Linked DNA regions of Homo sapiens: region 2 is linked to region 1. A link is an interaction called in ENCODE POLR2A ChIA-PET data of the cell type or tissue named here. Cell type or tissue: GM12878. All regions are shown on one strand. Each heading gives the region's core, and the rest is flanking DNA. Links, peaks and the distances in the headings are about the cores only.

Region 1 (5,380 bases), core at 186-5,185:
CAATAGGCATACAGTAACAAAACATAACTATATAGTTCTGTTAAAACTAAAATTGTATTTTAAATGTTTGCATTTTCTTAGCGGAATTTATTAATTCAACTCAAAATGTGCTTTACCCGTAGAAAATAGGCTTGTGCACTGTCAGTAAAAGAAAAGCCAAGCCCATGCTTTCTGTATCATAGTATGTCTTACTAGTCTTGTCTTTTGTTCTTTTATGTGGAACATACATTATGACCCTATACTGCTAAATATTTCACAAGAATAGTAATATTCTCTTACAGAATCACAGCAAAATTTTCAATTTTGGTAAATTTAGCATTTGATACATTGACTTGTGTAATCTACCGTCCCAATTATCTCATTTGACCCAATAATGACCTTTACACCATTTGTCTCCTTCCAGTACAGGATCTAGTTGAGGGTCAGGTATTGCAGTTTCGTTTCTTTTCTTTTTTTTTTTTTTTTTTTTTTTAAGAGATTGGGTCTCACTTTGTTACCCAGGCTGGAGTGAGGTGCTGTAATCATAGCTGACTGCAGCCTCAAGCTCCTGGGCTTACGTAATCCTCCCACCTGAGTCTCCTGAGTAGCTGAGACTACAGGCAGGTGTGTGACATCATGCCTGGCTAGTTTAAATTTTTTTTTTTTTTTTTTTTTTTTTGGTGGAGACAGGGATCTCGCTCTGTTGTCCAGGCTGGTCTCAAACTCCTGGCCTCAAGTGCTCCTCTCCTGCCTCACAAAGTTCTGGGATCACAAGCAGGTGCCACCATGCCCTGCCTTCTGTCCTGTTTTTAAAAGTTTAAGGAAATTTTACCTCGTTTTACTTTTTCTTTGTTAGCTTTCTCTAGAGTGAGCAAAGAGTGATTCTTTTTTTTACTATTGATAATGTATTGCGTTGATTTCTGAATCTTAAAACAAGCTTGCATTCCTGGAACAAATCCCACTTGGTTATGGTATATAATCCTTTTTTTAATATTGCTGGATTCAGTTTGCTAGTATTTTGTTGAGAAATTTTGCATTTATATTCAGAAGAAATACTAATCTGTAGTTTTCTAGTGATGTCTGTCTGGTTTTGGTAGCAGGGTAATAACTGGCTTCAACGAATAAGTTGGGAAGAATTTGTAAAGATTGCTATTAGTTTTTCTGAAAATGGTTGGTAGAATTAACCAGTGAAGCCATCTGGGCATGGATTTTTCTTTGGCAGTGCTTTAAAAAAATTAACTGTTTAAATCTTTGGTTTTACAAATACTCAGCTTTTTTCTTTCTTTCTTTTTTTCTGTTTTTGTTTTTTTGGAATCATCTCACCAGTGCAGCTTTTTACTTCCTAAGTTTTGGTATTTTGTATTTCTGGGAACTGGACCATTTCATCTAAAATTGCCAATTTAGTTGCACACAGTTGTTCATAAATTCCTTTATAATTCTTTTTATTTCTGTAAGGTAGGTAGTGTCTTCTTTTTAGTCTTGATTTTAGTAATTTGTCCTCTGTATTTTCGTGGTCAGTCTAGCTGGCTAAAGGTTTGTCCATTTTGATCTTTTCAAACAATCAGCTTCTGGTTTCATTGACTTTTCACTGCTGTTTTTGTATTCTCTACTTCATTAATTTCCATTCTAATATTTAGTATTTCCTTGCTTCTGTCTTGCTTTAGGAACAGTTTACTCTTCTTTTTCCATTACCTTAAGGTGGAAGATTAGGCTCTTGATTTGAGATATCCTTTTTTAGTAGAGGCATTTTCAGGTATTAATTTATTTCTAAGCACTGCTTTAATTGTATCTGGTAAGTTTTGGTATATCTTCATTTTCACTCATCTCAAAGTATTATCTAATTTCCCCTGTGACTCTTCTTTGACCAGATACCTTTGTTTTAAAAAAAGTTATTACAATATAAATATTTGAAAGTCATACTGAGGGCTTTAATTATAGGCAATTGGAGAACGGGAATCCATTGAACCTGATTTACTTCTTTTTACATGATTCTACTTTATGTGTCTCTTTCTGTACCATCTAAACCCCCTAAAAATAATCTTGAAACCTAGTGAAGGAACTTGAGTCACTAGTGACAGTCGGTTGTTGGGATAGCTTGTGAAGGCTGGTGGATCCATTTGGTTGTAGCTAATGGCGTGAAAGAATTATTAAAGTTTTAAGGTTTTTAATAGGAGTTTGGAAGAAACCTTAGAACCTATGAAGTCTAATCTTGACCCAAATAGCTGTTTCTTCTAAATATCTCTTGTCAGATGGTCATCTGGTTTACATTCCATTTCTTTTATATAAAGATTTTCACTGTGTTGCCCAGGCTGGTCGTGAACTACTGGGCTCCTCCTGCCTTGGCCTCCCAAAACTTCGATAGCTCCTCCTGCCTTGGCCTCCCAAAGTGTTGGAATTACAGGAATGAGCCACAGCACCTGGCCTACATTCCGTTTCTAGTGTTAATACTTATGTCTGCATTAGAAGAAATTATAGTGAGCTTGCCTACCAAATTGTTGAAGATCTGAGAAAGGCACCAAGGCAACAAAATTGGAATCTCAGAACATCTCAGCAGTATGCAACAGGGATAGAATATAACAGGATGACCTTTTTTCTTTTTTATAAAGAATATTTTTAAAGTTGTGAACAAGGATGTGTCAAAAAAAAAAAAAAAAAAAGAAAGTACCCAAACCTCGCACACAATGGGTTGGGGCAGGTAGGGGTAGAACTGGCTTAACAAGGAACCTGAGAAAGTCTCCTAAGAGTTTTTGTTGACCGTAAATTATATCTGAATTGATACCGAGGTGTGGTCTTCAAAAAAAAAAAAGCTAATGAGGGCCACGAGTGGTGGCTCATGCCAGTACTCCCAGCACTTTGGGAGGCCAAGGCAGGCAGATCACTTGAGGTCAGGAGTTCAAGACCAGCCTGGCCAACATGGTAAAACCTGCCTCTACTAAAAATACAAAAATTAGCCATGTGTGGTGGTGTGTGCCTGTAATCCCAGCTACTCAGGAGGCTAAGGGAGGAGAATCACTTGAACCCAGGAGGTGGAGGTTGCAGTGAGCCGAGATCGTGCCACTACACTCTAGCCTGGGCAACAGAGTGAGACTCTTGTCTCAAAAAAAAAAAAAAAAAGCCCATGATTTTAGACTGTATTTATGGTAAAATTAAAGCTAATTTAGAAGAGGCAAAATATCGTGAGGAGCTATCGAAGTTTTCAGCTATGGAAAAGATGAATTGGTGAGCATGATAGCACCCTTCAAAGATTGGAAGGATTGGTGTGAAAGAGATTAGATTTTGGTAGGTTAAAGTTGTGAACAAGGATGTATCAAAAAAAAGAAGGTACCAAAACCCCACACACAGTGGGTTGGTACAGGTGGGGGTAGAGTTTTTGGTTGTGTGTTTTTGTTTGGGGCACCAGTGGTTGAAACTGGAACAATTGGTTGGGTCTCTGTTCCGTCGAAGTACTGTGCTGTGGACACAGTGAGTAATAAAAAAAATGAGGACACTTGGACACAGGAAGGGGAACATCACACACCGGGGCCTGTTGTGGGGTGGGGGGAGGGGGGAGGGATAGCATTAGGAGATATACCTAATGTAAATGATGAGTTAATGGGTGCAGCACACCAACATGACACATGTATACATATGTAACAAACCTGAACTTTGTGCACATGTACCCTAGAACTTAAAGTATAATAATAAAAAAAATATATATATATAAAAATGATATTGGCAGATGTGACTGCATAGGGATTTCTTTATTTGGAGACACGGTCTCATTCTGTTGCTGGGGCTGGAGTGCAGTGGCATGATTTTGGCTCACTGCAACCTCAGCCTCCCAAGTAGCTTGGACCACAGGCACGTGCCACCACGCCTGCCTAATTTTTGTATGTTTTATAGAGATGGAGTTTCACCACATTGCCCAGGCTGGCGTCGAACTCCTTGACTCAAGCAATCTGTCCTCCTCAGCCTTCGAAAGTGCAAGGATTACAGGCCGGAGCCGCTGCGCCTGGCCAGGAATTTATAACGTAGTTGGGGAGTTAACAGAAAGCTGCTTTATGACATGATTAAAGAATCAAGAGTTTTTAGAAGAAATTACCTTTGAGATAGGTCTTTTTGGATTAATATTAGTTCTTTTTCCTCTCTATTTACCCCTTGTCATCTTAGTATGAAGATATTTTATGCTAATTATAGAAGATTTGCAAAAACTCAGGCGTTTAAAGACACAAAAATTAACAAAATCATAATTGAGTTAACCAGAATTAGTCTCTAGTAAGTTGAGAAGCAAATAGGTAGCATATGTGGAGTGGTACATAGGAAGGAGGATAGTAGCTGGAGTTGGGATAGAATGTGGAAATTAAAGAAGTGGTTTGCTATTTTTTGCTTTTCCAAATTTTTTATTTTTAAAAAAATTGGAACTTTTTACATGTTAATTCTGGATATTTAAAAAAATTCTTAGAGCCCATGAATCTGAAGTGTGTAATACAGATACATAGTTTACAGGTACATAGTTGAGAAAGTCAAATTGTTAGTGAAATTTATAATGAAAAACAGCATTCTCCTACGCTAGGCCTTTCTCACCCTTTTCTTACTCTGCAGAGGTTAACTACTCCCAACTCTTTCCTCCTTGTCCCGTTATTTAGCATCACATTTTCAAACAACTTGCTCTGCTGCTGTTTTTTGACATTTCAGTTTGAGATATTTATGAATTTCCTACTATGAAATGTAAAGACGTGGCTTTTATTTTACCCTCTTCCAATATCCATAGTTATGTCTCCACATCCTGCCAATGTAGTTTTATCATATTGCGATCCCTATCCAGTCTTTTCATTATTATTGCTGTATAAATATTGTGATACATTACTTTCTTAAATTCTTTTTTCTGAAGTTAATTACCTTTTTAGTTGCTTACCTTTCAACAAATCCAGCTAAGCCTTTTCACATTCTTTTTTGTTTGTTTGTTTGTTTGTTTTGAGACGGAGTCTTGCTCTGTCGCCAGGCTGGAGTGCAGTGGTGCAATCTTGGCTCATTGCACCCTCTGTCTCCTGGGTTAAAGCGATTTTCCTGCCTCAGGCTTCCAAGTAACTGGGATTACAGGTGCCTGCCACCATGCCTGGCTAAGTTTTGTATTTTTAGTAGAGACGGGGGTCTCACCATGTTTTGTCAGGCTGGTCTGGAACTACTGACCTCGTGATCTGCCCGCCTCCACCTCCCAAAGTGCTAGGATTACAGGTGTGAGCCACCGTGCCCAGCCACCTTTTCACATTCTTTAGCAGTTTCTTAATCCAATTTTCTACACACAGTCAAACCTCAAGTCTGTAGTTTGCTTCTTTTTTTTTTTTTTTTTTTTTTTTTTTTTAAACCTAGAAGCCTGCACGGTGGCTCACACCTGTAACCCCAGTGCTTTGGGAGGCCAAGC
Region 2 (5,380 bases), core at 222-5,221, 130 kb before region 1:
GCTCACTTAAATGTCATACACAACAAAGCCAGACAGTGTTTGAGATTCTTCATTACCCTCAGTATCAGTCACAAATAATCTAGCATCATACAGAGAAAGCAGTGAGGGGAAGAGCACAGGAGCTTCCAGGTAATGGCCCTAGTTAACTCCGGGCCTCAAGTGGGTTCATAAACAAGTTGGTCCATGTTCTGGTTAGTATTTTTGTCAACTGCCCCCAAATCCAAGGGAACTGCTTCAGCACAGCCAATGCTACTGATTTGACAGCTTCCTACTTTCTAGATATGCCAAGGGGTTCTATTCTGAGAGAGCCAAGTTAAAAGTTCTTAAACATGGTGGCTGCTGCCTTTCTTCCCTAATTGCAGACACTGGCCTTGCAGCAGCCCAGCCCAGCTTCAGCCTGGGGCTGTCTTTCCTGCTCTTCAGCCTCCCCACAGCTCTGACACAGGTCAGAGGAATGGACACCCATCTACCTTCCTGTGATAACTCCACAAGACCAAAAACTTCCTTCTTGGCAAAAATCACATGCCTCCCGGATAAGCCATCCCAGCTGTCCTAAACCCCAATCCAACCCAAGTCAGTTTCCGTAGAAATAAGTGTTAAGCAGTTGTGTTGAAGACAAGAAGACTGCCCCCTCCTCTCTAGATGAGGTTTGATTAGGTTCAGGTGTTTACCACTGGTCCTTATAGGTAACACATCAACATCAAGTCCAAGTAAATTGAATAAGGTATATACTCCTGTTGGCTTAGAAAGCTAATATAGCACATCACTGAAAAGCACACTCCAGCCTGATTTAGGTATAATAGGAAGGGGAGTTGTGGGCGCTTGAGCTTTTGGGATAGGAATTGGGCACTACAGCATAGATGTTAAATGCTCTCAAGTACTTGATCTCTAGACACCTGTAACCTCTCAGTGTGTTGTCCAGGATCTAAAGAATACCAGTAACCCAAACTGAAAACTGGAAGATATTGAATGAGAGCTACTTGTATTCTTCCCATTTCCCGTGCTCAGGACAAATAAGTTACTAAAATGAGCTTTGGAATGGGTGCTTTAGATATAGATGGCATAGAAGATGCCAGGACAAAGCTTACCCACAATAATCAAAGTGATTGCTAGGGGTATGGAAAATGGTCATATTGCTGACAGAATGGTGTTTTACACAAAGGCAGTCATTCTGACAAAGTCCAAGTAATACAAGTGGTTCTAGCCTACTAGTTCCTGGAAGTTTCCAAGGATTTGCACTCAGACAGCAATACAGACACTACATTCTACCGTCATTTTAGATCAGCATTTCCCTAAAGCGGTAACAAATGAATTAAACAAAAACAAAAACTTAAAGTTATGTTTTATCCAGAGCTGTGCTCTCCAATATAACCACTATTCATTGAGCACTTGATAGGACCCATCTCAATTGATACACTAAGTTTAAAATGCATACCAGGCTCAGTACCAAGAATAAGCTGGGTTACATGTCAAAATAAGCATCTCTTGGGTTAAAGATATTCGTTTTTCTTTAATGGGACTGACTATATATGGCTTATACTTTTGGCTCGTGTGTCTCAGCACTGTTCTAGAGGCTCCTATAAATTCCCTCTAAAGAGGATGCACAGAGAACTTGATCTGGAAGCGTTCCAAACACATTTGCAGATAGGAGTTGAGAGCTCTTTAAAAAGAGGTGATTTCAGAACTAGACAAAATCACAAGACTGTTCTGTTTATATCACATCCCCTTCTATCTGGGAGTTCCTAACCCCAGTCCCAAAGACACATGGCACATTAGGTCCCTTTGACTGTCCTGTTGATCATGACGAATTTTTGCATCTCTACAAGTTCTCCAGACTGTTTCAGCAGTAAAATAGACCAGAAGTCATCCTGGGCTTTCCTAGGCTTCTTCCCCATCTCAACTTAGCCATGCTTCTACCAGGCCACCACATTAAGGAAGTAAGACCACATTGTCATCTACAGGGCTTACCTACTGAAGACAAGTTCCATCCCCCTCACTTTATGCTTCCTAGAGCGCCCAAACTTCTGTCACATAGTTGGGAAAGGTTATTCCAGATTAGACACCAGAATTTAGATACACAAAGGCACTGTAATGTAGCGTTTAGGCCAGAGCTGAAGTCTACTCCATTGAGAATTACTTCACAGGAAAAAACCCAGACTTGAAAGTCAGTTCCAATTCCCAGCCAGCACTCCCTCACCCATTTTCTATTGCCATTAAGTAACAAGCTACAGCTGGGTCTTCATGTTCCTTCAAGCTACGTTGTAAGTTCCTGGAGGGCAGGGACTCCCCTCTGGAGTGTGCTCAGTGTGCAAGGGTGTTAACTAATCTCTCCAGGCCAGTCAGACCAGTCCTGCACAAATGCTTCAACAGGCTCGTTTGCTACCAGCAGTTACTTGCTCCAGTCACCTGCCTCATGACCATTGCTAGGTAAAGCATTTCAGTTTGGGTGGCAGCCGGAGAAACCATTTAGCCCGAATAACCTCCAGCCACCGCTCTGCTCTCACTCAGGGGCTTTTTTAAAGAATCTATTCCCTGAGGAAAAAGATCCCAACCATTTGAAAGTCAGATGTCAGAGGGCCCGTTTGTAGGCACACTACAATTGCTTTATGGATCAGAGGATTCAGAAACAGTGAGGGCCCAGCTCCCTAGTGAGAGCACTTTCTCCAGCACCACCCCCAACTGAAGATCAGACCTACAGTACTGAAACTGATGTCATAGGAGCCGTGAGACCCAGAGTGTGAGCAGTAAGCTGAAATCTGCCACAGAAACAGGATTAAACCAAGATATGGCATCTCCCTATGGGTAGCCTGAGAATTGAGAAGTTAATCCTGTGACCACAGCTGCAAGCTTGAGGCACCTCCCTCATCAGGGACTGATTCGGAGAACTCTAGTGGGCAAGCACCTCAATAAGCAAAAGTATGTTTAGACCCCTCAGACTGTTCCAATGCCTCGGGGATTCTCTGGGCTCCTTGCGGCAGCAGGCCAGCAAGGGGTTCTGCTTACATGCTTCCTGCCACACCTAGAGCAGTCTTACTTTGCTAGATTATGTCAAGATTCTAAAGACTTAAAAGTTACTGGCCCAAATTAAACATGTAATCTGTGTAGATTGGGAGGAAGTGGGTCTTGATAAGTTACCTTTAACAAATCCCTCAAGAAATTAGTTTCTCCTAGAGTCAAGAGTTTCAGTACACCTGGTTCCAGTTTCTATCACTTAGTTCTCACCTTCGACCACCTGTAACTTCTCTCATCTGAATGGCTGACAATTAGGAAGAAAGTCGTCTTCAGCTAGGGACTGTTTTAGACAGGTTTGATGCCAAGAAGTGACATGGCTACCATCAGTTTCCTGGTAAAGAAGCCACTAGCCTCTGGCATCAAGCAGCTCTAGGTAGACACTAGACACTAAGCAGGAACCCCAAAAATAGGTTGAATCCGAAATGGTCTTGGCACAACTGAGGATTTTCAAAGTAATGCTATCCTAAGGGATAGTAAGGATTTGAGCTACTAAAAAGCTGGGTTCTCAGGCAAGCTTTAAGAGACATCAGGAGTTCAGATTGGAGTGAGGCCAGTTGCAAGACAGACAAACACGCATCAGGCCAAAGCTCAGAAGTACATAAGCAGCCTTAGGAATGGCGGGAGTGCCATTGACAAATCCTGCACTACTCCACATCTTGTTCTAAAAGGAAGTTGATATTTGAGATGTTTCAGCCCCTTCTACCTTGCTCTCCAGCCATAACTTTAAACTTGTCTCCTAAGCCATGTGAGTTTTTCTAGAACTATGTGGCATGCCCCAGAAGCCTATGCAATAACACCTACATATAGACATCAGTTCCATAGGACTCACCTGCAGTTGAAACTATAGTTAATTGGGTCGGTAGTAGATATTTTGCTCTGCCTGAGGTGGGAAAGATGAACTTTCCAGTGTCTTTACTGTTAGCCTAGGTGAAAAGTCCTGAAGACCCAGTGATCTATCAGTATTAGTTTGGATTTTTGGTTTTTTTCTTTGAGACGGAGTTTTGCTCTTGTCACCCAGGCTGGAGTGCAATGGTGCAATCTCGGCCCATTGCAACCTCTGTCTCCCAGGTTCAAGAGATGATTCTCCTGCCTCAGCCTCCAGAGTAACTGGGATTACAGGCACCTGCCACCACGCCCAGCTAATTTTTGTATTTTTAGTAGAGATAGGGTTTTCGCCATGTTGGCCAGGCTGGTCTTGAACTCCTGACCTCAGGCAATCCACCCGCCTCAGCCTCCCAAAGTGCTGGGATTACAAGCGTGAGCCACCTCACCCAGCCCAGAGTATTAGTTTTGAAGTAAAGTTGTTTATGTAAAGTTAGTTTTTGTTTCCCTCGGCTTTTATAGTGGTTGAAGTTTACAAAAACGGGAAAAGGATTAGGGAGATAAGGCATCCGTACCATGCACTTAAATTTGACCAAATTCTTATTTGGCAGGACTAAGTCACTGCTGTATTAGCTTCTGGAGTCTATAAAAGCAGAGAAAGTTTTGCTATCAGTAAAAGGACACAAGTACAGGTGAGAATGCTACAGGATGACTAATCAGAAGACTAGTTTTTAATGTTAAGCAACTGTGGAAAAACAAGGCCACCTATTCCCATCCTTGACCATCCTGCAGGAGCCTTCCCTGCCCCAGCACCCCAGCTCTAATTACAGCACTTAACTAACAGTGTTGGAAAGCCTTGGGCTTCGAGATCCCAGACCTGTCAAGTGACTCTTTGTCAAGTGGATTGTCAGCCTGGGAGACACATCCCTTGATCAGATTATCTACATGAAGGAAAGAACTCTGCTCTTCTCCTTGAACCCTGCTTTGTAAGGACAGTGTGAAGAAAGTAACTCCATGCTGATGGGGATGAGGGGAGAGTGCTTCATGTCCCTACCCATGTATTTATTCACCCTTGTTCAGGTTAAGGCAGGTGGACCTACATGACTGGACATGGTTTTAAAAAGCACTTTTCTGTAGCTGGCACGCAAGAATTACGATATTTAAGCTATGTAACTTGCTACCATCGCACCTGTGAAATTGTCAGTCAAGATAATGAACATATCCATCATGCTGTGTACTTTTGAGTCTGTCACTAAGATGCCACTTTATCTTTTCCATGACAGATGGTTTGCCTTTCCTAGTAAGCCTAAAGGAAGTGTCCATTCTCAATGCTAACGATCTGTTCAACTAGATGAAATTTCCTGTTTCAACTACTAAGTTTCTAACTGCTATCAGAAGTGCTTTCAGGTGTGTCAGTCTGACATTACCTGAGGCTTGCCAGTCAACGAGTCTCCCACCTCCACAACCAGGTGGAAGGTCAGTTGCAGCCCACAGGTTGCGTGTCTTCGAGGCAGACAGCTGCTTTCTGCTGAATATGATTAAGATC

Evidence for each region. ChIA-PET counts read pairs that join two places held together with the same protein. Peaks named below come from ENCODE experiments on the same cell type or tissue, not always from the same donor. Only the 100,000 strongest peaks of a DNase experiment are listed, where the experiment ranks them.
Region 2: POLR2A ChIA-PET joins it to region 1 with 8 read pairs; 13 of 35 experiments call an interaction of 5 or more read pairs at or near these places.

The regions. Positions count from the first base shown.
Region 1 is chr4:77,067,731-77,073,110 of GRCh38, reverse strand. All of the region lies in intron 1 of CCNI (cyclin I), which reads left to right. Among named protein-coding and RNA genes, the nearest start is that of CCNI, 5.6 kb to the left of the region's middle. RefSeq lists an enhancer at 556-625. In GM12878, for the core only: no CTCF peak of the experiment used is centred there; no DNase peak of the experiment used is centred there; H3K4me3 peaks cover 2,315 bases.
Region 2 is chr4:77,194,507-77,199,886 of GRCh38, reverse strand. No RefSeq gene overlaps it. Among named protein-coding and RNA genes, the nearest start is that of CCNG2, 40 kb to the right of the region's middle. In GM12878, for the core only: no CTCF peak of the experiment used is centred there; a DNase peak (open chromatin) is centred at 2,864.